3 separate regions of the Homo sapiens genome follow, and regions 2 and 3 are each linked to region 1. A link is an interaction called in ENCODE POLR2A ChIA-PET data of the cell type or tissue named here. Cell type or tissue: OCI-LY7. All regions are shown on one strand. Each heading gives the region's core, and the rest is flanking DNA. Links, peaks and the distances in the headings are about the cores only. Region 1 holds the start of ZNF730 (zinc finger protein 730). Region 2 has its middle 53 kb from the start of ZNF724. Region 3 holds the start of LINC01858 (long intergenic non-protein coding RNA 1858).

Region 1 (10,788 bases), core at 2,830-7,829:
TCTAAGCTGTAGCCTTGGGCATACGGTATGCACTTGAAAGAATGTTTATGAAAAAAAGCAGACAGAAAAAATATGTTATTAAAAATCCATGCACGCACATGAATAAAACAAGTTCTGCTGGGCATGGCAGCTCACGCCTGTAATCTCAGCACTTTGGGAGGCTGAGGCAGGTGGATCACGAGGTCAGGAGTTCAAGACCAGCCTGACCAACATGGTGAAACCTGGTCTCTACTGAAAATACAAAAATTAGCCAGGCATGGTGGCACACTCCTGTAATCCCAGCTACTCAGGAGGCTGAAGCAGCAGGAGAATCTCTTGAACCTGGGAGGCGGAGGTTGCAGTGAGCCGAGATCGTGCCACTACACTCTAGCCTGGGCAACAGAGCAAGACTCTGTCATACACACACACACACACACAAAGTTCTTAGAGAACTATGAAGAGATTTAGATTCTGACTCCTACAACACCCCATGGACACTATTAGACAGATCACTGAGGCAGAAAATTAACAAAGATATCAGAACTAAATGCTTGACCAAATAGTCCTAATAGACATCTACAACACTCTCCATCTGAAATCTACACAGTATACACTCTTCTCACCACCACGTGTCAAATACTCTAAAACTGACCACACAATCAGAAATAAAACAATTATCAGCAAATTTAATAATACCCAAATCATACCAAACACATTCTTAGGCCACAGCTTGATAAATATATAATTCAACACAAAGAAAACTACTTGAAATTATACAATTACATGGAAATTAAAGAATCTGCATGTGAATGACTTTTGAATAAATAATGAAATTAAGGTAGAAATTAAGCAGTTTTTTGAAACAAATGGGAACAAAGATACAACATACTAGAATCTCTGCAACATGGCTAAGACAGTGGTAAGAGGGAAATGTATAGCACTTTTTGATGCTCACATCAGAAAGTTAGAAAGAGGTCAATATAACAACCTAACATCATAAATAAAAGAATGAAAGAAGCAAGAGAAAACCAACTCCTAAGCTAGCAGAAGACAAGAAGATCTGAACTGATGGAGATTTAGACATGAAAAGTCATACAAATAAGAAATCTATTGAGTTAAATCTTTTGAAAAATTTAATAAGATAATAACCACTTATCTTATTATCTTATAACAAAGTTAATAAGATTAATAAACCACTAATAAGATTAGTGAAAAAAGAAGAACCAAATAAACACAATTAGAAATGACAAAAGCGACATTACCACTGACCCCACAAAAATATGAATAAGTACTGAAGTCTACTACAAACTTCTCTGTGAAAACTAGAAAATCTAAAAAAAAAAAATGGATAAATTTCTGGAAAAATCCATCTTCCCATAACTGAACAAAAACAACAAAATGAATCAGTGAATAGACCAATAACAAGCTCCAAAATTGAAATAGTAGTAAACAGCCTACCAACCAAAAGAAAGCCCAGGACCAGCCAGTTGTGCTGGCTCATGCCTGTAATCCCAGCACTTTGGGAAGCCGAGGTGGGAGGATCACCTGAGGTTAGGAGTTCGAGACCAGCCTGGCCAACATGGTGAAATACTGTCTCTACTACAAATACAAAAATTAGCCGGTCATGGTGGCACCCGCCTGTAGTCCTGGCTACTTGGGAGGCTGAGGCAGGAGAACTGCTTGAACCTGGGAGGTGGAGGTTGCAGTGAGCCGAAATCCCACCACTGCATTTCAGCCTGGGCAACAGAGCGAGGCTCTGCCTGAGAAAAAAAAAAAAAAAAAAGAAAGAAAGTGAGTCCAGGACCAGACAGATTCACAGCTGAATTCTAACAAATGTACAAAGAAAAACAAGTATTATATCTTACAAAACTATTTTAAAAAATTGAGAAGAAGGGACTCCTCCCCAACTCATTATATAAAAGCAGCATCATTCTTTTTATTTATTTATTTATTTATTTTTGAGACGGAGTCTCATTCTGTCGCCAGGCTGGAGTGCAGTGGCGCGATCTTGGCTCACTGCAACCTCTGCCTCCTAGGTTCAAGTGATTCTCCTACCTCAGCCTCCCGAGCAGCTGGGATTACAGGTGTGCACCACCACACCCAGCTACTTTTTGTATTTTTAGTAGAGACAGGGTTTCACCATGTTGGCCAAGATCATCTCCATCTCTTGACCTCCTGATCCACCCACCTCAGCCTCCCAAAGTGCTGAGATGGCGTGAGCCACTGCTCCTGGCAACAGCATCATTCTAATACCAAAATCTGGCAGAGATAAAACAAAAAAAGGAAACTTCAGGCTAATATCCTTGATGAACACTGATGTAAAAATCTTCAACAAAATACTAGCAAACCAAATCCAGCAGCACATTAAAAAGCTAATCCACTATGATCAAGTAGGTTGTATCCCTGGGATGCAAGGTTTGTTCAACATACACAAATCAATATGTTTGATTAATCAGATAAACAAACTACAGATAAAAACCACAAAATTATTTCGATACAGAAAAAGTTTTCAATAAAAGTTAATATCCTTCATGTTTAACACCCTCAACAAACTTGGCATTGAAGGCAAATAGTTCAAAATAATGAGTTATCTATGACAAACCCACAGCCAACATACTGAATGGACACAAGCTGGAAACATTCCTTCTTGAAAACTGGAGCAAGAATGCCTTCTCTCACCCCCACTATTCAACATAAAATTGGAAGTCCTGGCCAGAGCATTCAGGCAAGAGAAAGAAATAAAACACATCCAAACAGGAAGAGAGGAAATTAAAACAATCTCTGTTTGCAGATGATTCTTTTTCTTTTTATAAAATTTAGCATTAAACTCAGAAATTAAGATAACAGGATAGAGAACAGAGATATTCACTGTCACAAATTTACCCTGCAAAAATAACAACCGATGATTTCATAAATCTTGTAACTCACCCATTATCTACAACATTTGGTTGTAGAATGCTACCAAATAAAAGAATAGGTAAAATCTGCCATTTGGATACTATTTTTTCCATGAATCTCAGAGAATCCGAGGGGCAGAAATCACTTCTGTTTTTCCCTCAATACCCGCATAAGATTGGCTGACCCGCAATGTGTCTCTAAGAAAGGGAAGCTAGGTTGGGTGAAGACAATGTTAATGTCTGAAGTGGTTAGCTTTTCAAAGACACCAGGAGATTCCTCTTAGCCCCAGGGCATCCACCTGCTCTCTTGAGAGACTACACTTCATACCTCTTGTTGTCCTGTGAGAGAAAATGACCCAGAAGCTAATAATCATCAAACACTCTAGCAGACATAGCCATGGTGTGTACCCTGGTTTATTCACAGCCAGTACTGAAAACCAGGACCAGGAAAAAACTAAAGGGTGGCTGAGAATACATCATCCCATAAAAATTAAAAAAACAAAAAAAAAAAACAAAAAACAAACTTGACCCCAAAACACTTTCACAAGATCTCTGTGCCTAGGGGAGACAAAAGAAAAAGAGGCACAGAGATTTTTTTACAATACAGTGTCAGGGAATTAGTTTTGGTTTATTTTCATGGGCGATATTTACAAACAGAAAACAAATCTTTTTAAATGTCCCACCCAATGGTTTGTAAAAAAATAATTAAAATACAGTATCAAAAATGTACCCTAAAGGACAAACAGATAATAATGTGAATTAGAGAGGGAAAGTTGGCATTTGGGATAATCAGAAGAAACTGGAAATTTAGTATTTTACTGCAAGACAGAGTTAGGCTGGAGGAATGGGGGTTGAGGGGTAGACTTGAGACCCCGTTTGAGAAACATGAAAAAAAAATGCAGAAGATCAGTCTCCTGTGGAGTGTGAAAATAGTTAAGTGACAGGCAATTCGAGGTACGTGGCTGCGATGCCTGGATTCCTACTTTAAAAAAAAATGTAACTCAAATGTATTTTTTTGTAAATTACTACATTAAGGAAAACAAAATTTAGGCGTAACAAACTATAAACTGCCTATTAAGCTCTGATTACATAACCAGAAAATTTGTACGCTCAAGGTGCAAATTTAGAAACTATGTAACTGTACCTAACCGATTACTGAATTTGGGTTTTTGCATCATGCATCTTATGAAAGTCTTTCCTTCAAGCCCGTCCCATGGATAACAAGCTACACCCCATAACTGGGTGCTCTACAATTTTAGAATCATTCTTTAATTAAATTCTTTAATATTTTGGTGATGACTCCCATAAATTTTTAACAGAAGGAAAGAGGAATTGGGAACGCCACAGACCAAAGCTCTTCCCATTCATGAACCCGCAGCCCGAGTCAGGATTCTCCTCTGACGATCCTCTCTGGTTCCTGCATAATCTGGGAGAGACGCAGCGCTGCGGGTGCAGAGCTGCCCAGAGAGGGCTCCAGGGCAGGGCACAGTCACAGTGCAGGGAAGAGACAGGACGCCGGGGCCCCGGCTGTCAGCGCGGCCGCCATCGTATGGCTGAAGGGGACTGAGGCCGAGCTGGGCAAGAACTCTGGGCGCAGATTGTGAAGCTGACTGCGGGGAGGCCTGGGTCCCGCCACAGCCGCTTCCCACCGGTTCCAACCAGCCCCGTTCCCTCTCTCGGGATGTCGGACCGGCACTCTCACCATTTCTAGGCTTCCAGGGGGCCCTGGCGTCTTAGCTGTGGATCTCCCAATACCCGCAGGTCGCAGGGCCACACAGGCTGGGCTTCTACGTGCAGAGGACACAAAGCAGACAGACGAAAATTGGAGCTTCGGCGGCAGCGAGAAACAAAGGCCGCGCCAAATCCCGGAAGCCGCCCTGTCTGCTCCAGCTGCGGGCCTGATTGGACGGCCCCCCGCCCAGTGTCCCCGATTGGATAACGTTTAAGGCCCCGCCCCCTCAGGCCCTGAGTGACAGATGTGATCAGATGCTGGACTGAATGAAGAGTGACAGCGTAGGCTGCAGCCTTTTCGGGCAGGACTTCCTCCCTGAACTGAGACAGGCCCACCCCAGAGGGTACTGACTTTAACCTTTTGTGTAAGATCATATGTATTTATAAATAATACGCTATATGAATATTCACAAATCAAAAGAACATAGACCGGGCGCGGTGGCTCACGCCTGTAATCCCAGCACTTTGGGGGGCCGAGGCGGGTGGATCATCTGAGGTCAGGAGTTTGAGACCAGCCTGGCCAACAAGTGAAACCCCGTCTCTACTAAAAATACAAAAAAAAAAAAAAAAAAAAGTAGCTGGGAGTAGTGGCGCGCGCCTGTAATCCCAGCTACTCGGGAGGCTAAGGCAGGGGAATCGCTTGAACCCAGGAGGTGGAGGTTGCAATGAGCCGAGATCGTACCACTGAACTCCAGCCTGGTGACAGAGTGAGATGAAAGGAAGGAAGGAAAGGAGGAAGGGAGGAGGAGAGAAAGAGAGAGAGAAAAAGAAAGAAAGAAAAGAGAGAAAGAAAAGAAATAAGGAAAGAAAGGAAAGAAAGAAAGAAAAGAAAAGAAAAGAAAAGAAAAAGCAGAATAACCACAGGTAGATCACTATCTGGTGACCACCTTTCTTCCAGAGATCAGACACTGAACAAAGGATGATGGGGCCACAGGGGAAGAAAACTCTATGTCTTCAGATCTGTCCACAGTCTGGACCTCCAATGTTAGATATGAAGAAAACAGATTAAAGGCAAAATTATTTTGCTATTTGGCCTTGGCCCTAAGTGTCAGGATGTAGTTTTACGTTTTCTCCTGTGCGTGCGGGGACTAAGGACCAATCACATGCATACATATCTACATGTATTGCAGCGTTACTCAACATTATCTTACAACACATCTAACTTTAAATCAGGGGAAAATATTAGTACCTTTATGGAGCCCACTGTTAGAAGGTAACTAGTAATCAACCTGTCATTAAATCATGGCACCTATCTGCACTGGGTGCATGTATTAGTTAGCTATTGCAGCATAACCAACCATCCAAAACTTATTAGGTAATAATTGAGATGGTCAGCCATTTAGGCTGGGCTCACTGGGGCCATTCTTCTGGTCCCAGCTGAGCTCCTTCAGACATGTATCAACAACTGCTTCTTGACTAGGAAGCTGTGCTTCTGGGGGTAAGCTTCTGCTTCTGGGGGTGAGCTTCTGCTTCTGTCAACAGAGGCACTTTGCTTCTCTTCCCCACCCACCATGTTATGTTATCCTCCAGCTGGCTAACATGTGCTTTGTTCATGGAGAGGGCAGCATTCTGAAAGAAAAGCAGAAGCATTCAAGACCATTTGAGCCTAGGCCCCAAACTGGCACACGGTCATGTTCACAGGTTTCTACTGACCTGAGGAAATAAGGTCAGCCGTATCTAGGGTCTGGAAAACAGATTCCATATCTCAATGGGAACGGCTGTAAAAAAGCACGTGGCAAAGGATATAGGAGGGATGAAAAATTGCTGCAATTTCTGCAATTAGTATCATTCTGCCTTTTTTGCATATGTGGTTTATACAACTCTTTCACATGAAGAAACTTGTCCAAAGACCCAAAGCTACTAATTGGCTGGGCTGAACCTCAGGATAAATTCTGACTCCAAAGCTCAGGCACCTCCATAGATCAAACTATATTACTAGAGTAACTGCCACAGACCCTTGAAATTCTGGAGAGTGACACTTCTGCAAAAGAAGACAGTTTTTTTTTTTTTTAGATTTGTGCCCACATAGTACTGTTTATTATTGGAAATAATCCTGTCAAGAAATTGCAGAAGCACATGGTGGTTCACACCTGTAATCTTAGCACTTTGTGAGGCTGAGATGGGAGAATAACTTGAGCTCAGCAGTTCAAACACAGCGTGGGCGACATAGTAAAATCCTGTCTTCATGAAAAAAAATTAGCCAAGCATGATGTTGCATGCCTGTAGTCCGAGGTACTCTGTGACTAGGGCAGGAGGATGGCTTGAGTATGGAAGGTAAAAGCCGCAGTAAGCCATAATTGATTACACCACTACACTCCAGCCTGGGTGATAGAATGAGACCCCATCTCAAAAAAATTGCAGAAACATTTTGAAAGGACATAGAATAATTTGGAAAAATAGCTGAGGGATGAGTTTAGAAAATCAAAGCCCAACAACAGATTATTCATTTTTGATCAGAGAATACATTTGAAAACTTCTAAAAGAAAAACAACTTTAGGGCCGGGCATGGTGGCTCACGCCTGTAATCCCAGCACTTGGGAGGCCGAGGCGGGCGGATCATGAAGTCAGGAGATCGAGACCATCCTGGCTAACACGGTGAAACTCCGTCTCTACTAAAAATAAAAATAAATAAAAATAAATAAAATAAAAATAAAAATAAATAAAAATAAAAAAATTAGCCGGGTGTGATGGCGGGCGCCTGTATTCCCAACTACTGGGGAGGCTGAGGCAGGAGAATGGCGAGAACCCGGGAGGCGGAGCTTGCAGTGAGCCGAGATCGCTCCACTGCACTCCAGCCTGGGTGACAAAGCGAGACTCCGTCTCAAAAAAAAAAAAAAAAAAAGAAAAGAAAAAGAAAAACAACTTTAGATAAACTAAATTTAACAGAGTTTTATTGGGCAAAGAGGGATTTGCAAATTGAGTAGCCTGTGGATCCAAAGTAGGCTCTGAAATACTCCAGCACAGCAACATGATGGTGAAAGATTTATGGACAGAAGAAGCAAGGTGACATCAGAAAATAGAAGTGAAATACAGGAACAGCTAGATTGATTACAGCTTGGGATTTTCCTTATTTAAACATGGTTTGAACATTTGACATCCTTTTATTGGCCAAAACACAGTTGTTGGTACAAAAATGAGTACAGTCTATTTACACATTCAGTTAGGTTTCAGTTTACTATGTAAACAAAACAAAACAACAAAAAAACTTATTGACCAAACTTAAACATGAAAGGGGGTAGATTTAGGGTATAATTAAACAATTTCTCCTTTTTTGGTCATCTTCTAAATTTTGATAGACCAAAACTTTAGACATTGATAACACTGTCACCATCAAAAATGTACTTAGTCTCAGATTCCACTGTGAAATAGCAGAACTATGGGTTTTGTAAAGTGGAATCAAGAAATTCAGGTTATTATTTTATTATTATTTTTAAAGGTTTGAGTAGAGGGAAACCCCTTGTGTTAAGATCTGCTGTTTACAGAAGAAAAACAAAACCTACAGAATCTACCTATTTCCTTAAATTTTCAGTTTGATTTTGTCTGTTTGGACCTAGTGCACAAGCTCAGTCCAGAATGATGGCCTCTAATAATTTTGTTCAAAAAATTTTCAACAGTGCACAGTGTAACCAAAACTCAGGGCCTTAGTACCACTGTTTCCATTATTTAGGGTCTTTGTTCTTATGTCATTCCTAGGTTATGGTTTCATCATAGTTACATATGTCTTTGAGTTTCTGTCATTCCAGTTAGTGAGAGACAATTTTATATTCTACAGGTGATTGCATGAAAACATTTCTAACTTTTGAGAATACAATGCAGCAGGGAGACTACTATTTTGACTACCAGGAGGATAATACGAAGAGTTTGAAGCGTGCTTTTTAACCAGGGTCCTCATGAACCACCAACTAACATTACATAGATCAAATAATTAGCTATAGTCTACTTATTTTAACCAAACAGCCTGTTCATTAATCCCCTACAACTGCATCTCTGTAATACCCAATGTATTTCTCCATGTGCAACTACAAGAATTAGCAACTGCAGACACTTCTGTTTATACAGTAAGTAATCCAAAGAAATTATATGATTCAGCACAACTTTAGCAAAAAATTTAAAGTCTATTGTGTAACCATAGCCTTTACAGTGCAATCTGCTATAAAGCCCTATGATAGGGGATACATTTCTAACCATTGCCTCATTTACTCTAAACCAGGGGGAAAAAAGACCTATCAAAGGATGCCCATTTAGAAAAGTAATGGCACCCTGGCAATGCTCTTTAACCTATTTTGAATAAGTTCTCTTTAACTTGTGAAATAGGTTAAGAGCAGTGGACACACATTCTGTTTCTGATGAGACAACAAATGTCCCATTAAAATTTCTCACCCATATTGGCCTTCCAGTTTTTTTTTTTTTTTCTTCTATTTTTTTGAGACGAAGTCTCGCTCTGTAGCCCAGCCTGGAGGGTAGTGGCGCGATTTCAGCTCACTGCAACTTCCACCTCCCGGGTTTAAGCGATTCTCGTGCCCCAGTCTCCCACGAGTAGCTGGGATTACAGGAGTGCACCACCACGCTGACTAATTTTTGTATTTTTAGTAGAGATGGGGTTTCACTATGTTGGTCAGGCTGGTCTCAAACTCCTGACCTCATGATCTGCCCACCTCAGCCTCCCAAAGTGTTGGGATTACAGGCATTAGCCACCGTGCCTGGCCTGCCTTTCATTTTTTACCTATAAAAGATGTTATGTTTTTTCACACGTTGGCTGCAAAATTCTCTACATATAAGTATACCCAATGAGTGCACACAAAAGATGCTTTTTAAATTTCTATTGTTTGTAGAGCCATAAACAAACTTAACTAAGAGTATCATGATAGCAAATGTGTCTTGATTTTTGATCTTATTAAAAAAGCTATCTACATAAAGATATCCATCTGCTTTTTAGGAGAAATCTTTCTGGTTAGCTTTAAGATCTCCTATGGGTTTACAATTAAAGAGTCTGGAGGGGCCCTTCTAAGTTGTGAGATTATCAACCCAGCTTTCAAAGTCTTGATGTCTTGCTTCAGTGTACATGGCAGGCAGACTCAATCTCTGGGTTCTAGATAATAAAGGGTTTTACTGTCCACAGTCAGTAGACTATTAAGGCTTTCTTCACCTTAAGGCTTTCTTCATATGCTTTGTCATAATGCATTAAAGCCTTTTTGAATTTAGTAATATTAGACTTCAGTAGCAGAAGATACATGAGGTTCTCTTAGGTGCATAGGCCTTCCAATGACTATTTTTAAATGGCCAACATATTTTTTCCACTCTAAATGGATCTGATATGTCATCAATCTGCAATTACAAAAGCAATCCAGTCAATTTAGTTAGTTTTGCTCAATACTACTGTATCTATCTTTTTTTTTTTTTGAGACGGAGTCTTGTTCTATCTCCAGACTGGAGTGCAGTGGTGTGATGTCGGCTCACTGAAACCTCCGCCTCCTGGGTTCAAGCAATTCTCCTGCCTCAGCCTCCCGAGTAGCTGGGACTACAGGCATGCACCACCATGCCCGGCTAATTTTTTGTAATTTTTAGTAGAGACGGGGTTTCACTATGTTGATCAGGCTGGTCTTGAACTCCTGACCTCAAGTGTTCCACCCACCTCAGCCTCCAAAACTGCTGGGATTACAGGCATAAGCCACCATGCCCAGCCTAATATCTTGTTTAACAGTTTTACAACTTGTCTAGAGAAATAAGTATCTTTATCACTGAAGATATGAGAAAACATGTATCCTAATATCCTTTTAGTTACTGTTATAACATCAACCCTCTTGCATGAGAAAACTTTTATACAAGAAAACATGCATTAAAATGACAATTAAATAAAATTTCTGTATAAATGTTTAAATGGCTCATCAGGTAGCAGAAATGTACAAGAAGTTTTGATTGTCTTATTGGGATTATATGCTTGACAAAAAAAATTGGTCTTAACCTATTTTAGTAATTTAGAAGAGTCACCACAAACTTAATTTATATTTAATTTAGATTATTTTATCTCTTCTGTGATGAGTAATGGAATGCAGAGCTGTTAATAATGGAAGCTTTAAGAACTCAGGAATGAACAAGTAGCTGTTGGCTGTCTAGGTTCTCCAAGAGTCCACACTTAACATTAAATTTGTCCTCTTAAATACCAGGTTTCTACAATTTAGGT
Region 2 (10,788 bases), core at 2,890-7,889, 81 kb before region 1:
ACTGGAGTGCAGTGGCAATCTCCGCTCCCTGCAACCTTCGCTTCCCGGGTTTAAGCGATTCTCCTACCTCAGCCTCCCGAGTAGCTGGGATTACAGGTGCGTGCCACCACGCCCAGCTAAGTTTTGTATTTTTAGTAGAGACGGGGTTTCACCATGTTGGCCAGGATGGTCTCGATCTCTTGACCTCGTGATCTGCCTGCCTTGGTCTCCCAAAGTGCTGGGATTACAGGAGTGAGCCACCGTGCCCGGCCTTTAGTTCTGTATTTTTACTGTTGCATAATGCAAACATACATCAATTTATAAACCACGTCTATTGCCAGTGGATATTTGAATTACTTCACATTTTTATCAACTCTTAAAACTACTAGACATAATTATTTGACAAAATGGTAAATTAGAAAGGTGTATCTGCCGGGCGCGGTGGCTCAAGCCTGTAATCTCAGCACTTTGGGAGGCCGAGGTGGGCGGATCACGAGGTCAGGAGATCGAGACCATCCTGGCTAACATGGTGAAACCCCCGTCTCTACTAAAAATATAAAAAATTTGGCCGGGCGCAGTGGCTCACGCCTGTAATCCCAGTACTTTGGGAGGCCGAGGGGGGCAGATCACGAGGTCAGGAAATCGAGACCATCCTAGCTAACACGGTGAAACCCCATCTCTACTAAAAATACAAAAAATTAGCCGGGCGTGGTGGCGGGCGCCTGTAGTCCCAGCTACTCGGGAGGCTGAGGCAGGAGAATGGCGTGAACCCGGGAGGCGGAGCTTGCAGTGAGCCGAGATTGCGCCATTGCACTCCAGCCTGGGTGACAGAGCGAGACTCCGTCTCAAAAAAAAAAAAAAAAAAAAAAAAAAAAAATTAGCCAGACATGGTGGCCGGCGCCTGTAGTCCAGCTACTCGGGAGGCTGAGGCAGGAGAAAGGCATGAACCCAGGAGGCAGAGGTTGTAGTGAGCCGAGATCACGCCACTGCACTCCAGCCTGGGAGACAGAACAAGACTCCGTCTCAAAAAAAAAAAAAAAAAAAGAAAGTGTATCATTTGTAGTTTCAATTAGCATTTCCATGCTTACTAATAGAGTTAGCAATTTTTATAAGTTCTTGTTTTAAGATTTGCCATCTGTCCTATTTTAAATGTTTGTCATTTCCTTGTTTATGCACACATATTCTGTAATATATATTTTCTAAATGCTGATATTTTTAACATGTTTGTTTTGTTTTTTTTTTAGATGGAGGCTCGCTCTGTCGCTCAGGCTGGAGTGCAGTGGCACGATCTTGGCTCACTGCAACCTCCGCTTCCTGGGTTCAAGCGATTCTCCTGCCTCAACCTCCCGAGTAGCTGGGACTACAGACTCCCACTACCACGCCTGCTAAGTTTTTGTATTTTTAGTAGAGATGGGGTTTCACTATATTGGCCAGGCTGGTCTTGAACTCCTGACCTCAGGTGATCCACCCGCCTCGGCCTCCCAAAGTGCTGGGATTACAGGTGTGAGCCACTGGGCCCAGCCTGTAATAGGTGTTTTTAAAACATTTTCCACTATGTGCTTTTTCCACTATTTTTACTAAAACATGTTTTTATAAGATTTTGATAATTAAACATTCTTAAAATTGATATAGTCTAATTTATACATATTTTCATGCTTTTTTTTTTTTTGAGACGAAGTCTCACTCTGTCGCTCAGGGTGGAGTGCAATGGCACAATCTCAGCTCACTGCAACCTCTGCTTTCCTGCTTCAAGTGATGCTCATGCCTCAGCCTTCTGAGTAGTAACTGAGACTACAGACATGTGCCACCACACTTCGCTAATTTTTGTGTTTTTAGTAGAGATGGGGTTTCACCATTTTGGCCTGGCTGGTCTTGAACTTCTGACCAGAAGTAATCCACCCACCTGGAGCTCACAAAGTGCTGATATTACAGGCATCAGCAACTGTGCCCAGCCTATGCACTATTTCTATATGTTTAATAAGTCTTTTTACCCCACAGTTATAATGTAGCAGGACAAGCCGCAGACAAAACCCCTCAGACACCGAGTTAAAGAAGGAAGGGCTTTATTTGGCCAGGAGCTTCAGCAAGACTCACGTCTCCAAAAACCGAGCTCCCTGAGTGAGCAATTCCTGTCGCTTTTAAGGGCTTACAACTCTAAGGGGGTCCACGTGAGGGGGTCCTGATCGATTGAGCAAGCAGGGGGTACATGACTGGGGGCTGCATGCACCGGTAATCAGAACGGAACAGAACAGGACAGGGATTTTCACAATGCTTTTCCATACAATGTCTGGAATCTATAGATAACATAACCGGTTAGGTCAGGGGTCAATCTTTAACCAGGCCCAGGGCATGGCGCCGGGCTGTCTGCCTGTGGATTTCATTTCTGCCTTTTAGTTTTTACTTCTTCTTTCTTTGGAGGCAGAAATTGGGCATAAGACAATATGAGGGGTGGTCTCCTCCTTTAATAAAAACAATGTTATCCTCTATTTTCTCCCAAAAGTTTTAAATCCTCGATCTATGTGAACAATTTTTGTGTGAGTTGCTTTGCAGAGATGCAATCTACCTAGGTAGAACAGTTGTTTAGGTACTAGTTTATTGACTAGTTCTGCTTTGCCAATATAATTGTAATACTAATTTCTCATTTTATTTTGTTGGCTGGAGCCATACATGCAATGTTTAATAAAAACGTCGACAGCAGCATCATTATCATGTTTATGACATCAAAAGACAAGCTTTCAATAGTTGTACATTTACATTTGCTGTAGTTTATTTTAGATACCTTGTATATTTAGAAAATAAAATGAAATTTTCTTTTATTTCTAGTTTGCTAAAAAGTTTTTACCAAACTCTTTTTCTGTGCCTATTATATATAGACATGTAGATTTTACAATTTCAACTTATACTGTACCAAACTTACTTATGGTTTTATTTATTTTTTACAGAGCAAAATTTAGTTTGTTAGCAATTGCTTTAACATTTTTTTCTATTTGTCTTAATGAGATTGTCTATAGTTGCTCTCATTTTGTTTCTGTCAAGCTTTGGTATTAACTCAGGAATTAAGTTATGCAGGGTTTTTTACTTACTCTATTTTTTGGAAGAGGCTAAATAATATCAACATTATGCTTTTCAGTTTTAAATTTTGAATGTCTGGAAAACTTACCAGAAAAGTTTTCTGAGACTGACATTTGTTGCCTATGTGTTAATTTCTTCTGATCTAGCATCTAGTTTACTGGTTCTGTCTTGTGCACATAAGTTCAAATGTGACTAGCGAGTTTTTCATTTTAGTTATTGTATTATTCATTCTACAACTTGGTCATTTTATTTTATTTGAGATGGAGTTTCACACTTGTTCCCCAGGCTGGAGTGCAGTGGCGCAATCTTGGCTCACTGCAACCTCTGCCTCCCAGGTTCAAGCAATTCTCCTGCTTCAGTTTCCCAAATAGCTGGGACTACAGGCACCCGCCACCACGCCCGGCTAATTTTTTTTTGTATTTTTAGTAGAGACGGGGTTTCACCGTGTTAGCTAGGATGGTCTCGATCTCCTGACCTCGTGATCCGCCTGCCTTGGCCTCCCAAAGTGCTGGGATTACAGGCGTGAGCCACCATGCCCGGCCTGAGATGAGGTTTTATCATGTTGGCCAGGCTGGTTTTGAACCCCTGATCTCAGGTGATCCACCTCAGCCTACCGAAGTGCTGGAATTACAGATGTGAGCCACCGCGCCCAGCCACAACTTAGTTATTTTTAAAACTTTTAATATTTTTTTTCCTGCCAATACTTTATCTTCTTGTAATATGGTAGGCGTAGTTGTTTTTAATATTTTCGTATCTGATAATTCTAATATTAGATGTCTTTGCAAATTTGCTTCAGTTATTTTTTTTCTGGTGTATTTCACACTGTCTTATTTATTGTGAGCTTTGTCATCTTTGATTTCTTGCTAGTCACTGCACATGAAAAATTATTTTTAAGGTTCGTTAAGGTCTGGAAGAGATGTGACCTCTTGGAGACAGCCTTGTATGCCATTCCTCGGTGTTGTGAAGAAAAGAACTGTTTGGACCATACATGTCTTTTGGAGTCCCAGGTTAATTTTGAGAGGGTTTTTATAATATTTTCCAAGTGCTAAACATCTAAAAGTACTTAATAATTTTTTAAAAAATTATTATACTAATAATTCTCAATACAAATTTTAATTCAGGTGTACTACTTGGTTCCATGAAGAGAATGCATTTGTTTTGAATATTTTCCAATAGATTGATTATGCATTATAAATTGTGAATACGTTTGTAATATGGATAAGGCAAAAAATGAGATGTTTGGATTCAAAGATGCATGAGATCACTTAGGATATTTTCTATGTAGTTGGGGAGAAAAAATATGTTAAAAAAGCTGATGCACCATGGATTGCAAGTATCTGCTTTCTGCCCTCACCTTACTTGGCTGTGCCTGGTTGCCAGCAGCCAAGATTTTGTGTGTTTGTTTGTTTGTGTGTTTGTTTGTGAAACAGAGTCTCACTCTTGTCACCTAGTCTGGAGCACAATGGTGCGATCTGGGCTCACTGCAACCTCCTCCTCCCGGGTTCAACCAATTCTCCTGCCAAGTAGCTGGGATTACAGGTGCCGGCCACCAACCACGCCTGGCTAATTTTTGTATTTTTAGTAGAGACGGGGTTTTACCATGTTGGCAAGGCTGGTCTTGACCTCCTGATCTCGGGTGATCCACTCACCTCGGCCTCCCAAAGTACCGGGATTACAGCCGTGAGCCACTGCGTCTGGCCCAGGATTTGTTTTTTTTTTTGTTTTTTTATTTTATTTTATTTTTATTTTTTTTGAGACGGAGTCTCGTTCTGTCACCCAGGCTGGAGTGCAGTGGCGTGATCTTGGCTCACTGCAAGCTCCGCCTCCCGGGTTCACGCCATTCTCCTGCCTCAGCCTCCCGAGTAGCTGGGACTACAGGCGCCCGCCACCACGCCCGGCTAATTTTTTGTATTTTTAGTAGAGACGGGGTTTCACCGTGGTCTCGATCTCCTGACCTCGTGATCCGCCTGCCTCGGCCTCCCAAAGTGCTGGGATTACAAGCGTGAGCCACCGCGCCCGGCCCCAGGATTTGTTTTTAATCATTGAAAAAGAAGTAGTAAGAAAGCCAACCTTATAGTCTCTTACATACACAAATATAAAGCAAAATTCTTCTCTGAGAGATATGCTCAGAAAAGCTAATGTGGTATCAGAGTAAGAATGTAAACAGTTGGCAGCATGGCAACATCTAGCCCTACAGGCTGGGTTGCTTTGGGAGTGAGGAGCTAACATGAAAGGCAAAAGAAAGACTAGAAAGGGATGATTCCGCCTTTGACTGTATTATATTTTTTGTTTATAAGTTAATCCAATACAGTGAATAACAAAATTATATAAATGCATTCTGTCTATAAGTATTTTTGAGATAGAGTCTCACTCTGTTGCCCAGGCTGGAGTGCAGTGGTGTGATTATAGCTCACTGCAACCTCGATCTCCAGGGCTCAAGGGGTCTTTCCACATAAGCCTCTCAAGTAGCTAGTACTGTAGTATGTATCACCATGTCCACTTACTATTTTTTTATTTGTAGTCGAGATGAGGTTTCACGATGTTGCCAAGACTCGTCTTAATCTCCTGAACTCAAACTATTTTTTCCCCTCAGCCTCCAAAGTGTTGAGATTACAGGCATGAGCCAGCACACTTGACTCATATAAGTATTATTAAATATTACAGCGAGCATTTTGGGAGGCTGAGGCAGGAGCCTCATTGCTTGAGCCAATGACTTTGAGAACAGCCTAGGCAATGTAGCAAACCCTCATCTGTAAAAAAGAAAACCGTTGGCCAGGCGTGGTGGCTCACGCCTGTAATCCCAGCACTTTGGGAGGCCGAGGTGGGTGGATCACAAGGTCAGAAGTTCGAGGCCAGCCTGGCCAACATGGTGAAACCCTGTCTCTACTAAAAATACAAAAATTAGCCAGGTGTCGTGGCACATGGCTGTAATCCCAGCTACTCGGGAGGCCGAGGCAGGAGAATTGCTTGAACCCGGGAGGTGGAGGTTGCAGTGAGCTGAGATTGTGCCACTGCACTCCAGCCTGAGTAACAGAGAGAGATTCTGTCTCAAAACAAACAAACAAACCCAAAAAACGAACCAAAAAAAAAGAGCAGAGAATGGTAATTTTCTTTTTTTGAGATGGTGTTTTGCTCTTTATTATTTATTTATTTATTTATTTATTTATTTATTTATTTTTTGAGATGGAGTCTCTCTCTGTTGCCCAGGCTGGAGTGCAGTGGTACGACCTTGGATCACTGCAACCTCCACCTCCTGGGTTCAAGCAACTCTGCTGCCTCAGCCTCCCGAGTAGTTGCAATTACAGGCACATGCTACAGCGCCTGGCTAATTTTTCTATTTTTAGTAGAGACAGGGCTTCACCATGTTGGCCAGGCCGGTCTTGAACTCCTGACCTCAGGTGATCGGCTCATCTCGGCCTCTAAAAGTGCTGAGATTACAGGTGCGAGGTACCACGCCCGGCCCAAACTTTTTAAAATCATATATTATTTTTCAAAAAAATCATTTTTTATGGCCATTTGAATAGTTGGGCTTTTGCTCATGACTCGTGCAAAAAAATTATATATTTTGCAAAATCTAATACAGAACACTTAATATTCGTATCAGACAACCATCAATATGATGTATATATTTGATATAAAAAAGTTGTTTTAGCATATTGAATTCTACATTTTTCTTTTTCTTTTTTTTTTTTTTTTTTTTTAGTTTGAGATGGAGTTTCACTCTTGCTGCCCAGGCTGGAGTGCAATGGCGACATCTCAGCTCACTGAAACCTCCACTGCCCGGGTTCAAGAAATTATCCTTCCTCAGCCTCCTGAGTAGCTGGGACTACCAATGCAAGCTGTCATGTTTACAATATTTTTTTTGAAGTTTTTTAAACAAATAAAAAACTGTGGGGCAAGTTTAAGTAAAATGGTAGTATTTCAGCAAAACTTAGCAACAGACACAAAGAAAATACAACTAAAATAGAGAAATAATTATTTAATTCAAGAAATAAATTTGTATTAAAGGGTAATAAAATCATAGTAGACTGCTTGGGTCTGTAGTAAATAATATTTAATTATTCACCTTATAGCATTTGCTGAACTACAGCTTTAGATAAAAATGATGCTGTTGGGCTAGGCACGGTGGCTCACATGTGATCCCAGCACTTTGGGAGGCCGAGGCAGGCGGATCACGAGGTCAAGTGATCGAGACCATCCCGGCCATCATGGTGAAACCCCGTCTCTACTAAAAATACAAAAAAAAAGTATCTGTGCGTGGCGTTGCGCACCTGTAATCCCAACTACTCGGGAGGCTGAGGCAGGAGAATCGCTTGAACGCAGGAGGCGCAGGTTGCAGTGAGCTGAGATCGCGCCACTGCACTCCAGCCAACCAGGCGCGGTGGCTCACGCCAGCCGAGGCAGGCGGATCATGAGGTCAGGTGATCAAGACAATCCTGGACAACATGGTGAAACCCCGTCTCCACTAAAAATACAAAAAATTAGCCAGGCGCCTGTAGTCCCAGCTACTTAGGAGGCTGAGGCAGGAGAATCGCTTGAACGCGGGATAACTGTGGTTTGTTTGGTAGTAGCCAATAGACTTCTGACAGACCAAATCAAATTATTTATTACTTCAGAAGACTATTAAGACATATCATTGCCCTCTCTTACATCTACTCATTCATCCTCAAAGTCAAATAAACAGAATAAAAACGTTAGCAGTAATCATATTTGTTCTTTTCAGTTTTAAAAAGTCACACCTTAAATGTCATAGGTGGTTCTCCATTATTAGAAGCCACAGTTTTAGTTGTCCTGGAGCCCTGGATGGTTTATAAGTATGGTCAGTAGAGTTTGAACCCATGGTTCTGCTGAGCTCACTAAAAGTGGCTGCTTCATTGTTTTCATGTTTGTTCTCAGATGTGCTGCTCTCTTGTGGGCTCTAGATGGATATTTTATTCATGGCAGCTCCAAGGATAATCCAAATTAGTAAAGAAAAATATCAGTAGCTTTGGGTACAACTTCATGCGCATTTATAAACTGACACATTGTTACTATTAGTGTGCGTATGGCAATTTACTAAGGATTAGAGGCAGCTCTACTTCATTATTTATGCAACTCAAAACTTCACTACATTTTACTAGCTTCATCTTTAAAATAGGGATAATTATATACCAGCCTCTTACATTTAAATGAAATAGCACATATAAAATACTTATGATGGGCCAGGTGTAGTGGCTCATGCCTGTAATCCCAGCACTTTGGGAGGCCGAGGCAGGCAGATCACTGGAGGTCAGGAGTTCGAGACCAGCCTGGCCAATATGGTGAAACCTGGTCTCTACTAAAAATACAAAAATTAGCCAGGTGTGGTGACGGGCACCTGTAGTCCCAGCTACTCGGGAGTCTGAGGCAGAAGAATCACTTGAACCCGGGAGGCAGAGGTTGCAGTGAGCCAAGATCATGCCACTGCACTCCAGCCTGGGCCACAGAGCGAGACTCCGTCTCAAAACAACACAAAACAAAACAAAAACAAACAAAAAAAAACCCACTTATCATTGGCTGGGCACAGCAGCCTATGCCAGCACTGATAGGCCAAGACAGGTAGACTGCTGGAGCAAAGGAGTTGGATAGCATCCTGGGCAACATAGCTACACCCCATCTGTCCAAAAAAAAAAAATGAAACAAATTAGCCAGGTGCAGTGGTGCATGCCTGTAATCTCAGCTACCTAGGAAGCTGAGGTGGGAGGATCATTTCAGCAAGAGATTGAGACTGCCATGAGCTGTGATTACACCACTGCCCTCCAGCCTGGATAAAAGAGTGAGACCCTATCTAAAAAAATTAAAAAAATAAAATGCATATCATTGATTCTAGCAGAAAATAAGCAAACAATAGATATTAAATATTATTACTAATAAATAGTATTAAATGCAAAGTTCCTTTGTTTATGAATGACTATATTATAATTTAATATTCAGCTGAGTAGGAAGGTTTTGTGGTAAGTTGTATTATTGTTTCCTGATATTTGATGACCCTCCCAAGAGAATTATATTTTCTTACCCCATAGACATCAGACTTGGCTATTTAACTTTATTTGGCCAGTGAAAATAGACTAAAGTAAGGTGTGTCCCTTCTGAGCATAAATTTTAAGAGTCAATGTGTGGTTGACCGCTTCTTTTTATTTATTTATTTATTTTTTTGAGATGGAGTCTCACCCTGTCACCCAGGCTGGAGTGCAGTGGTGCCATCTCACCTCACTGCAACCTCCACCTCCCAGGTTCAAGCAATTCTCATGCCTCAGCCTTCCAAGTAGCTGGGACTACAGGCACACGCCACCATGCTCGGCTAATTTTTTGTATCTTTACTAGAGATGGTGTTTCACCATGTTGGCCAGGCTGGTCTTGAACTCCTGACCTCGGGATCTGCCCTCCTCAGCCTCCCAAAATGCTGGGATTGCAGGCGTGAGCGTCTGCGCCCGGCCAACTGCTTCTTTTCTCTAAGCCATGAAAATCAGTAAAATGTAGAGAGAAGCCGCTTCACCAGCCTGGATTTTGGAATAAAGACAAAAACTAGTAAAAATGCAGTTAATCTGTGTAACAATTCTATGAACAAGAAACAAATCTTAGCTGGGCGCCGTGGCTCACACCTGTAATCCCAGCACTTTGGGAGGCCAAGGCGGGTGGATCACGAGGTCAGGAGATCGAGACCATCCTGGCTAACATGGAAACCCCATCTCTACTAAAAATACAAAAAATTAGCCGGGCGTGGTGGCGGGCACCTGTGGTCCCAGCTACTCGGGAGGCTGAGGCAGGAGAATGGCGTGAACCCGGGAGGCGGAGCTTGCAGTGAGCCGAGATTGCACCACTGCACTCCAGCCTGGGCGACAGAGCGAGACTCCGTCTCAAGAAAAAAAAAAAGTAAAAGTAAAAATTTCATTGTTACAATAAATCTCAGAGAAATGCATTGAATTTATTAATTATGCAAGAATAGAAAAGAGTTAAGAAAATCTCAGTAGGATTAGAAAGAGAAGGTAGAATGGCCGGGATTGGTGGCACTTTGGGAGGCCTAGGAGGATGGATCACAAGGTCAGGAGCTCGAGACCAGCCTGGCCAATATGGTGAAACCCCGTCTTTACTAAAAATACAAAAATTAGCCGGGCATGGTGGCACGTGCCTGTAGTCCCAACTACTTGGAGGCTGAGGCAGGAGAATTGCTTGAACCCGGGAGGCAAAGTTTCCAGTGAGCTGAGATCATGCCTCTGCACTTCAGCCTGGGGGACAGAGTGAGACTCCATCTCAAAAAAACAAAAAAAAAAAAAGAAAGAGAAGGTAGAAAATTGGCATGATAATGGAAGTAAAACTTTTACATAATCATAAAGCAAAGAAGATGCAAAGTCAATCCTATTTAATTAAAAATTGTATACTTTTAATAATTATGCTTTTTAAAATGTTATTACATATATTTGACCATGAAGTTTATAGTTTAGTAGTATTAAGTGTATTAAAATTGTTATGCAATAAAAAAATTAGCCAGGCATGGTGGCAGGTGCCTGTAATTTCCGCTACTCAGGAGGCTGAGGCAGGAGAATTGCTTGAACCCGGGAGGTGGAGGTTGCAGTGAGCCGATATCATGCTACTGCACTCCAGCCTGGGCGACATAGCAAGACTCAGTATCAAAAAAAAAAAAAAGTTATGCAAAAGACCTTTAGAACTTTTACATTTTGCAAAAGTAAAACTCAAAATTCAAACCCATTAAGCAAGAAC
Region 3 (10,788 bases), core at 2,740-7,739, 51 kb after region 1:
CGACTTAGATGCCAGAAAAACAGCTTCAGGCCGCGAGCGCCACCCTTGGCCTGTAGGGTGGATCCGCTGGGCCTCTACCTGCTGGCTTCTCAGTCCGGCCGCCGGGTCCACCAGATGTCGGCCAAGAGTGTAGGACTTGGCCACCAGCTTGAAATATTTAAGACGGACCAGATGGCTCTCCTCGGCTGCAGAACCGCTAAGATCCAGTAGAGGGTGCGATTACTGCTCACTGCGACCTCCACCTTCCCGGGCTCACCCAGGCAATCCTTTCTTTTCGGCCTCCGAGTAGCTGAGGCTCAGGGGATCTTTCTGTTTTTGTTTTCTTTTTTTTGTTTTCCTAGCCCCACTTCAAGTTTGTTTCCACAGTACATTGAGTTGCTGTTTTTTGTTTGTTTGCTTGTTGAGACGGAGTTTTGCTCTTGTTACCCAGGCTGGAGTGCAAAGTCGCGATCTCGGCTCACTGCAACCTCCGCCTTTTGGGTTCAAGCGGTTCTCGGGCCTCAGCCTCCCGAGTAGCTGGGATTACAGGCATGTGCCACCACACTTGGCTAATTTTGTATTTTTAGCAGAGACGAGGTTTCTCCATGTTGGTCAGGCTGGTGTCGAACTCCCGACCTCAGGTGATCAGCCCGCGTTGGCCTCCCGAAGTGCTGAGATTACAGGCGTGAGCCACCGCGCCTGGCCGCTGTTTTATTTTTATTTATTTCTTTCTTTTTCTGTTTCTTTTGTCTTTCTCTTGCTCCTTCCTGCACACTGAAGTTGCTGTTGTTTTAGATTTCTTTTTTCTTCTTTTTTTTTTCTTTTTGAGTGAGGCCTTGGCCCCCAAAGTGCTGGAATTACAGGCGTGAGCCACCGTGCCTGGCTCTATCTATCTACCTATCTATCTATCATCTATCTATCTATCTATCTATCTATCTATTTTTTTTAGTAGAGACATGGTCTCAGTATGTTGTCCAGGCTGTGGTTATATATATTACTTTTTAAACTTTAATTATCATTTTTTAATAAAGATGTCTCGCCATATAGCCCCCAGGGTAGTCTTGAACTCCTGGGCTCCACGTATCCTCCCACCTTAGCCTCCCAATGTGCTGGGATTACAGGCATGAGCCGCCGTGGATGGTCTGGTCATATTTTTGATGTGTTGCTTCTTCCCACTCCAGATGCATAATCTCACCGCTGAACATTCCTGACAGTGTGATTATGACATATGACTTTACCCAGCACCAGAGTGAGTTGGTGCTCCAGCCCTGGCCCAGCCCACAGAAGAGATTGTGACATATCACTGGACCCAACACTGAGGTGATGTGATTATTCTACTGCCTTGGCACTGCACACAGGGGACATTGTGACATCACTGGGTCTTGTACCCAGGTGGTGTGAATCTTCTCTCCTGCCTTGGTTCTTCCACGGGGGGCATTGTGTCATATCGCTGGGTCCCACACATACGTTATGTGACTCTCCTGCCTGTGCCCTGTGCATGTGGGTCATTGTGACATATTGCTGGGTCCAACACCCAGGTGATATAACTCTACTGCCTAGGCCCTGCCTACAGAGGACATTGTGTCATATACCTGCACCCATCACACAGGTAATGCGGCTCTCTCTCCTGCCTGGCCCCGATCACAGAAGAGATTGTGACATATCACTGGGTGCACACCTAGCTAACATGTCTCTCCTCCTTGTCCTAGGTTCTGCTTGCAGGGGATATTGTGACATGTCAGTGAGCCTAATACTAAGGTGATATTGTGTTGGTTTGTTGGTTTGTTTGTTTTTGTATTTTTAGTAAAGATGACGTTTCTGCATGTTGGTCAGGCTGGTCTCGAACACCCGAACTTAGGTGATCCAGCCCCTCTCAGCCTACCAAAGCGCTGGGTTTACAGGTGTGAGCCACCGCACCCGGCCAGGTGACATTACTCTTTTGCCTTGGCACTGCCCTCAGAAGGCATGGTGGTATATTGCTGGGCCCAGCACCAATGTGATGTGAGTCTCCTGCCTGGACCCTGCCTACAAGGTGCATTGTGACATATCTCTGGGCCCTTTGACTATATTATGTGTCTCTCCTCTCTTAGATGTTGCCCAAAAAGAGATTGTGACATAACTTTGGGCCCAGCACCGAGGTGATGTCTCCCCTCTCCTGCCTGGGGCTTGCCCACCGAAGAGAGAGTGACTTATTGATGAGTTCAGCACACAGGTAATATGACTCTTATTCCGGCTCACAGAAGTCACTGTAACATATATCTTGGCTGATCACTGAGATTATATGACTCTCTTTTTCCTGGGACCTGTCCACAGTGGGGAATGTGACATATTGCTTGGCCCAGAACTTACATGAAGTGACTCTGTCCTTATGCCTGGGCCTTGCCCACTGGGGTGATTTTGACATGTAGCTGGGCCCAGCCTCAAGGTTATGTGACTGCACACTTCTTCCTGAGCCCTACCCACAGGGGGCATTGTGTCATATCTCTGAGACCCTCAATTAGATGATATAACTCTTTTGTTTGGACCCTCTTCTCGGGGTATTGTAACATATTGATGAGCCCAGCATCTAGGTGATGTGACTATTCTCTACTGTTTGGTCTCTACCCAAAAAGGGATTGTGTCATATCACTCTGTCAAGAACCTAGATGAGGTGACTCTCCTCTCCAGCCTGGGACCTACATACGTTGTGTATTGAGACATGTCACTGGCTTCAACACCTGGATAACACAACTCTCCTGCATGGGCCCTGCCCATAGAGGTATTATAAAATATTTTTCTATTAATCACCTAGGTGATGTGACACTCCTCTTCTGCCTGGGCCATGCCAAAAAAGTATTGTTACTTTAGTAGAGACAAGGTCTCAGTATGGTGCACTGAACCCAGCACCTAGGTGATGTGACTCTTCTCTCATGCATGGGCCCTGCCGACTAGGGTGTTTATTACATATAGCTGGACCCAGCCCCTGGGTTATGCGATTTTCTTTTTTTTCTGAGCCCTACCCACAGAGGGCATTTTGACATATTTTTGAGCCCATCATTTAGGTGATGTGACTCTCTTGCATGGGCCCTCCCCACAAAGGACAGTGTGACATATTGCTGAGCCCAGTACATAGGTGATGTGACTCTCCTCTATGGATTGGGCTTTGTCCAAGCAGGAATTGTGATGTATTGCTGGGCCCACCGCCTAGGTGATGTGACTCTCCTCTTCTGCTTAAGGCCTGCATGCTTTGTGTATTGTGACATATGCCTGGATTCAACACCAAGGTGATGTGACTTTATGACATGGGAACTGCCCACAGTATTACGACATATCTTTTTCATCACCTAGGTGATGTGACCCTTTTATTTTCCCTGTTCCTGGCACCTTTTGGGTATAGTGACATTTCACTGAGTTCAACAGCCATGGGATGGAACGCTCCTGCCTGGGCCCAGCACATAGGGGACCTTGTGACATATCTCTGCATCCGTAATCTAGGAGATTTAACTCCCCTCTTCTGCCTGCACCCTGACCACTGGGAGGGCTGTGACAAATCATTGGTCTCAGCAATCAGGTGATGTGTTTTTCCTGCTTGGGCCTTGACCACAAAGAACATTTTAACATATCACTGGGCCCAGCACCCAGATGATGTGACACTGCTGCCTGGTCTCTGCCCTCAGAGAAGTTTGTGACATATCACTGCCCCCAAACCCAGGTGATGTGACTCTACTGCTCAGTCCCTCTTCACTGGTGGGATTGTGATGCATATCTTGGCCCAGCTTACAGGTGCAATGATGACTCTCATACCTCAAAGTAACCAATAGCAGACATACTGTCTCTCATAGCCAGGATTAGGAAAATGAGTAATGTCTTGGGTCTCCTCTTTGTATGAAGATCATAAAGAATTAACACTCTCTCACATACTGTGTAAAGTTGTCAAGAGGTACAAAGAATGTCCTAACAGAACTCAGCACACAGGGGAGGTTGTGACACTCATATGCATAGCCTGCCAAGAGTAAAGACTGTCATCCTTCCACATAAACACAGCTCACTGTTGAGATTCTGAATCTCACCCAGAGGCAGACATACTTGAAAAATCAAATCACATGTGTAACTATCTTTCATAAGGGAGGTGTCTCTCAGACCAGGATCCAGCACACCTGTGAGTCTGTGACTCCACTAAGGGGACACAGTTTGCAGGAGGGATTGAGGTTCTCACACAGATCCAGACCATCATTGAGATTGTGACTCATGTTCTTAGACCCAACATCCAGGAGGTGTTATATGTCATACCTAGATCTAGAAAATGTGTTAAATTGTTAATCTCATACCTTGACCTTCATGCAGATGTGATTGTGACATACACCTCTGCCCAGCACCTGAGTGATTTGACTCTTCTGCCTGGGCCCAGTGTACAGATGGGATTGTGCCACATTGCTGGACCCAGCATTTAGGTGATGTGAGTCTTCTCTTGCCTTAGTGCTTTTCACAGAGGACATTGAGACATATCACTGGGCCTAGTACCCAGGTAATGTGACTTTCCTCTACTTCCTGGGCTTTTCCCAAGAAGGGATTGTAATATATTGCTGGGTCCAACACCTAGGGGATGTGACTCTCCTCTCCTGCCTGGTTCCTCCTGTACATTGCGTATTGTGACATGTGATTGTTTCTAACACCTTGGTGATGTGAATCTCCTGCATGGGCCCTGCTTACAGAGATGTTATAACATATCTTTTCATTCATCACCCAGGTGATATAATTCTCCTCTTTTGACTAGACCCTGCCAAAAGGGGGAATTGTGGCAAATCACTGAACCCAGCACCTAGGTGATGTGACTCTCTTGTTTTGCCTGGGCTTCGCATATTTTGGATATTGTAAAACGTTACTAGGTCCAAAACCTATGAGATTGCATGCTCCTGCCTGGGCTCTGCCCACAGGGACCTTGTGACATATATCTGCATCCATGACCTAGAATGTGTGACATTTCATATTTGCCGGTACCCTGGCCTGCACAGGAAAGATTGTGACATATCCCTGGAAGCAGACACCAGGTGATGTGGCTCTTCTGCCTCTGTCTTGTCCCCAGGGAGCATTGTAACATAGTGCTGAGCTCAGCACCCAGGTGATGTGAGTCTGTTGCCTGTGCTGTGCTTTCAGGAGAGAATTGTAACATATCCCTGGCTGAGCACCCAGGTGATGTGACACTCCTGCTTGGCTCCCTCCCTCAGGGAAGATTGTGAGATACCTTGGCTGAAATCCAGGTGATGTGACTCTCCTGCTAGCTCCCTACCTACAGGTAAAATTGTGACATATACTGTAGTCAGCTTACAAGTGCAATGATGACTCTCATACGTCAAATGAGCTATTAGAAGAAATACTGTCATAGCTCGACTTAGAAAAATGGACGACATTCTGGGTCTCCTCTTTGTATGAAGGTTATAAAGGATTGCCACCCACCTACCTATCATATAATGCCTTCAGGTGTTACAGAAAGTGTCATCACAGGGCACGGCAAACAGATGAAATTGTGTTTCTCATATGTGCACCTCACCAACCATTAGGATTATCACCGTCACACATGGAAAGAGCCCATTGCCGAGGTCTTGAATTTCCCATGCAAACACAGTCCACACTTGGAATTGTGGCTGTCATATGTGAGCCTCCAGCTACAGTTGGAATGGTGACACATTTCTAAACCCAGAACATAAGCAGATGAGGACTCTACTGTCTGGACCCAGCCAATAGGAGAGATGGCACTCATATCTGGGCTTAGGGCCACAGGTATGGTCATGGGTGTTTACAAACATGATCTCAGAGTTAATTGTCATTCTCATTCATAGTGTATAAAGCTTTGGGGTATTTTAAAGAGGGTATTAACAAGGCCCAGAACACAGGAGATTGTGATAGTTGTATGCACACCCTCCCAACAGTATACATCATCATTTTCTCAAATGAACACAGCTCACTTTTGGCCGGATGCGGTGGCTCACGCCTGTAATCCCAGGACTTTGGGAGGCCGAGGTGGGTGGATCACGAGGTCAGGAGATTGAGACCATCCTGGCTAACACAGTGAAACCCCGTCTCTACTAAAAATACAAAAAATTAGCTGGGCATGGTGGTGGACGCCTGTAGTCCCAGCTGCTCGGGAGGCTGAGGCAGGAGAATGGCATGAACCCGGGTGGCGGAGGTTGCAGTGAGCCGAGATCGTGCCACTGCACTCCAGCCTGGGCTACAGAGCGAGACTCCGTCTCAAAAAAAAAAAAAAAAAAAGGAACACAGCTCACTTTTGAGGTTCTGAATCTCACACCCATAGGCAGTCAAAGGTCGGAAACTTGACTCTCAGATGTGGATCCAGTCCACAGGTGAGTTGATGACACTCAGAGCAAGATTCAGCACACCTATGAGGCTGTGACTTCACTAATTAGACAAAGTCCACAGGAGGAGTTGAGGCGCTCAGGCACAATTTTAGTCCACCGTTGAGATTATAACTCCTGTTCTTAGACACAACATATAGAAGGGGTTAACCTCCTATACCTAAAATCATGACATGTATGGGATTGCTAGTATCATCCCTGGACCTTCCTGCAGATTTAACTGTGACATTTTCCTCTCCCCAGCACCTGAGTAATCTGACTCTCTTCCCTGGGACCAGCCCACAGATGGGATAGTGAATATTGCTGAACCCAGATCTGAGATATGACTCTATTCTTATGCATTGGTGCTGCTTGCAGAGGACATTGTGACATATCGCTGGGCCCTGCACTTAGGTGATGTGAGTCTCCTCTCCTGCCTTGGCACTGCCCATAGGGGGCATTGTGACATATCTCTGGGCCTACACCCAGGTTATATGACTGTCATGCCTGTGCCCCGACCACATAAGCAATTGTGACATATTGCTGGGTCCAACACCTGGTAATGTAATTCTACTGCCTAGGTTCTAGAACATCATGACATATCTCTTCACCCGTCACCCAGATGATGTGACTCTCATTTCCTACCTGGTCCCTGCTCACATGGGGAATTTTGACATCTCACTTGTCCCAGTGCCAAACAAATGTGACTCTTCATAAGTTCTGCTTGCGAGAGATATTAAGACATCTTGTGGAGCTTAACAACAATGTGACATTACTGTTTTGTCTTGGCCTGGACCTCAAAAGGCATTGTGACATATTGCTGGGCCCAGCAACAAGGTGACATGGGTTGTTTGTATGAACCCTGATAACAGAGAACATTGTGGCATATCTTTGGGAGCATCAACTGTTTGATGTGACTCTTTTTTTATACCAAGGCTTTGCTCATAGGAGAGATTGTGACATATCTTTTGGCCCAGAAATCAGGTGATGTGTTTCTCCTGCCTGAGCTTTGCTCACAGGGAGCATTGTGACATATCACTGGGCCTAGAACCCAAATGATGTGACTCTACTGAGTGTGCCCTGCTTTCAGGAGGAAATTGTAACGTATCTCTGACCAACCACCCAGGTGATAACACTTCTGCCTGATTCCTGTTCTCAGGGAAGATTGTGACATATCCCTGGCCCAGCACCCAGATGACGTAACTCTCCTGTGCATGCCCTATCCACACGTGAGACTGTGACATATATCTTTGTTTAGATCATAGGTGCGATGTTGACTCTCATGCCTCAAACTAGCCAATAGAAGAGATGCTGTTTCTCATAGCTAGGCTTAGGAAAATGGATAAAATCCTGGCTCTCCTCTTTAGGATGGTCAGAGAAAATTACACTCTCTCACATATTGTATAAACCCTCGGGTAATATAGTGTCATAACAGGGCCCAGCAAACAGGTGCAATTGTGTTTTTTGTATGCACGCTTTGCCAATTGTTAAGACCGTCGGCCGGGGTGGTGGCTCATGCCTGTAATCCCATCACTTTGGGAGGCCGAGGTGGGTGGATCACTTGAGGTCACGAGTTCAAGACCAGCCTGGCCAACATGGTGAAACCGTGTCTCTACTAAAATACAAAAATTACCTGGGCGTGGTGGTGAGCACCTGTAATCCCAGCTACTCCGGAGGCTGAAGCAGGAGAATTGGCTGAACCTGGGAGGTGGAGTTTGCAGTGAGCCAAGGTCTTGCCACTGCACTCCAGCCTGGGTGACGCAGCAAGACTCTGTCTCAAAAATAAAAATAAAAATAAAAATAAAAATAAAAAAGATTGTCACTCTCATCCATGGACAGAGCCCACTGGTGAGGTCTTAAATCTTACAGGTGGATGCAGTGCAGAGTTGAAATTGTGACTGTCGTATGTGAACATCAGGCAACAGCAGAGGTGGTGACTCCTTAGTAAGCCAAGCTTATAGGCAGGGGACAACTCTTATATCTGGACTGAGCCATTGCAGAGAAGTTAACTCTTATAACTGGGCATAGAGCCACAGGCACAATCATGAGTCCAAACCAGCACGAATGTCTCCCAGTCACAAAGGACTGTGACTCTTATGCATACCTTATAAAACACTTGGCTGGTACAGAGCATGTTCTAACTGGGCCCAAAGTACAGTTGAGATTTTGACACTCATATGTACACCCAGCCGACAGTAAATGTTGTCATCTTCTCACATGAACACAGCCTACTGTTGAGGTTCTGAATCTCACACAGATGCAGTTGCAAGGTGGAAAATTTACTCTCATATGTGGATCCAGTTCAAAGGTAAGTTGGTGACTTTCAGACTAAAATTTGACCCACCTGTGAGGCTGTGATTCCACTAAGGAGGCACAGTGGTAAGAGGGACTGAGTTTCTCATGCACTGATTCAGTTCATTTCAGAGACTGTGACTAGTGTACTTAGAACCAACATACAGGAGGTGTTGACTCTCATACCTAGAATCGGGATATGTACAGTATTGTTCATCTCATCCCCTGTCCTTCCTGCAGGTGTGATTTTGACATACACCTCTGCCTTGCACCTGAGTAATGTGACTCTTTAGCACCAGCACAGCCTACAGATAGGATTGTGCCACACTGCTGGACCCAGCACCTAGGTGACGTAACTCTATTCTCCTGCTTTGGTGCTACCCAAAAAGGACATTGTAACATATCTCAGAGCCTTGCTCCCAGGTAATGTGAGTCTCCTCTCCTGTCTTCCTGGTGCCCACAGAAGCAGGATATGTACAGAATTGTTGATCTCATCTGTGGACCTTCCTGCAAGCACGATTGTGCCATATGCCTCTGTATACGCAAGGGTGATTGTGCCATATGCCTCTGTATAGTTTACTCTCCTGCCTGGATTTAGCCCACAGATGAAATTGTGACATATCGCTGGACCAGAAACTAGGTGATGTGACTGTATTCTCTTGCTTCTGTGCTTTCACATGGGACATTGTGACATATCACTGGGCCTAGCACCCAGATGATGGAAGTTCTGTTTTCTGCCTTGGTACTGTCCACAGTGAGCATTGTGACATATCGCTGCTGTCCCCTACAAGTTATGTGACTCTCTTGCCTGTGCTCTGCCAACATGGGCCATTGTGACATGTTGCTGGGTCCAAAACCTAGGTGATGTAACTAATTTGTTTGGGTTCTGCCTATAGGAGTCATTGTCACATATCTCTTTGCTCATCACCCAGGTGATGTGACTTTCTTCTCCTGCCTAGTTCCTTCTCACAAAAACTAATGTGACATATTGCTGAGCCCAGTACCTAGCTGGTGTGACTCAACTCTTCTTTCTAGGTTCTGCCTGCAGAAGAGATTGTAACATGTTGCTGGGCACCTTGGGCCTGCCCTCAGAAGGCATTATGACATATTCCTGGGTCCAACACCAAGGTGATGTGCGTCTCCTGGCTGGACCCTGCCCACAGTGGGCACTGTGACATATCTCTTGGCCCATCAGATTGTTCATGTTATCCCCTTCCCTTTTTTTCCTGGTGTTTGCCCATGAGAGACATTGTGATGCATTTCTGGACCTAGCACCTAGGTGATATCTTCCTGGGACCTGTCTATATGGGTTATTGTGATACATCATGTACGTGGCCCAGTACTTACTTGATGTGACTCTCCTCTCATGCCTAGACCCTGCTCACAGGTATGATTGTGACACATAACTTGACCAAGCCCCTAGGTCATGTTACTCTCCTCTTCTTCTTGAGCCCTTCCTACAGGGAACATTGTGACACATCTCTTGGCCCCTAACCTAAGTGATGTGACTCTCCTGCCTGGGCCTTCCCCTCAAGGGGCCTTGTGACATATTGCTGGACTGAGAACCTAGGTGATGTGACTCTCCTCTACTGCTTGGGATATACCCAAGAAGAGATTTTAATATATCGTTGGGCCCCACACCTAGGTGATGTGACTCTCCTGCATGGGCTTTGCCTGCAGGGGTATGATGACATATCTTTTCTTTCATCACCCAGGTGATGCTACTCTCTACTTATGGCTGGGCCTTGACAAAAAGAGGGATTGGGACATATCCCTGGACGCTGAACCTAAGAGGTGGAGGTTGCCGTGGTGACAGAGTGAGACTTCGCCAAAACAAAACAAAAAAAACAACAACAAAAAGTAAGGCATTGTGATGTATGTGATGTATCACTGGGACTGACACCTAGGTTATGACACTCTCTTCTGCCTGGGCCCTGCATAAATTGTATGTTTTGACATATCACTGGGTTCAACATACAGCTGATGCAACTGTCTCATATAGGCCCTGCTCCTGGGCATATTAGGACATATATTTTCCTTCATCACTTAGGCTGTGTGAATCCTCTCTTCACCCTGGACCCTGCCAAAGGGAAAGATTGAGACATATCACTGGAACTAGCACTTAGGCAATGTGACTCTTCTCTTCTGCCTGCGAACCACATTTTTGGGTATTGTGACATTTAACTGG

What was found. Peaks named below come from ENCODE experiments on the same cell type or tissue, not always from the same donor. Only the 100,000 strongest peaks of a DNase experiment are listed, where the experiment ranks them.
Region 2: POLR2A ChIA-PET joins it to region 1 with 5 read pairs; 2 of 35 experiments call an interaction of 5 or more read pairs at or near these places.
Region 3: POLR2A ChIA-PET joins it to region 1 with 5 read pairs; 6 of 35 experiments call an interaction of 5 or more read pairs at or near these places.

Annotation. Positions count from the first base shown.
Region 1 is chr19:23,110,967-23,121,754 of GRCh38, reverse strand. It overlaps ZNF730 (zinc finger protein 730), which reads right to left and starts at 4,730. Exons shown (of 4, transcript NM_001277403.2): 1 at 4,579-4,730. The coding sequence starts at 4,581. In OCI-LY7, for the core only: no CTCF peak of the experiment used is centred there; DNase peaks (open chromatin) are centred at 3,154 and 4,784; H3K4me3 peaks cover 2,317 bases; H3K27ac peaks cover 1,446 bases.
Region 2 is chr19:23,191,892-23,202,679 of GRCh38, reverse strand. No RefSeq gene overlaps it. Among named protein-coding and RNA genes, the nearest start is that of ZNF724, 53 kb to the left of the region's middle. In OCI-LY7, for the core only: no CTCF peak of the experiment used is centred there; no DNase peak of the experiment used is centred there.
Region 3 is chr19:23,059,846-23,070,633 of GRCh38, reverse strand. LINC01858 (long intergenic non-protein coding RNA 1858) reads left to right here and starts at 9,369. Exons shown (of 8, transcript NR_110745.1): 1 at 9,369-9,461; 2 at 9,636-9,987; 3 at 10,316-10,460. In OCI-LY7, for the core only: no CTCF peak of the experiment used is centred there; no DNase peak of the experiment used is centred there.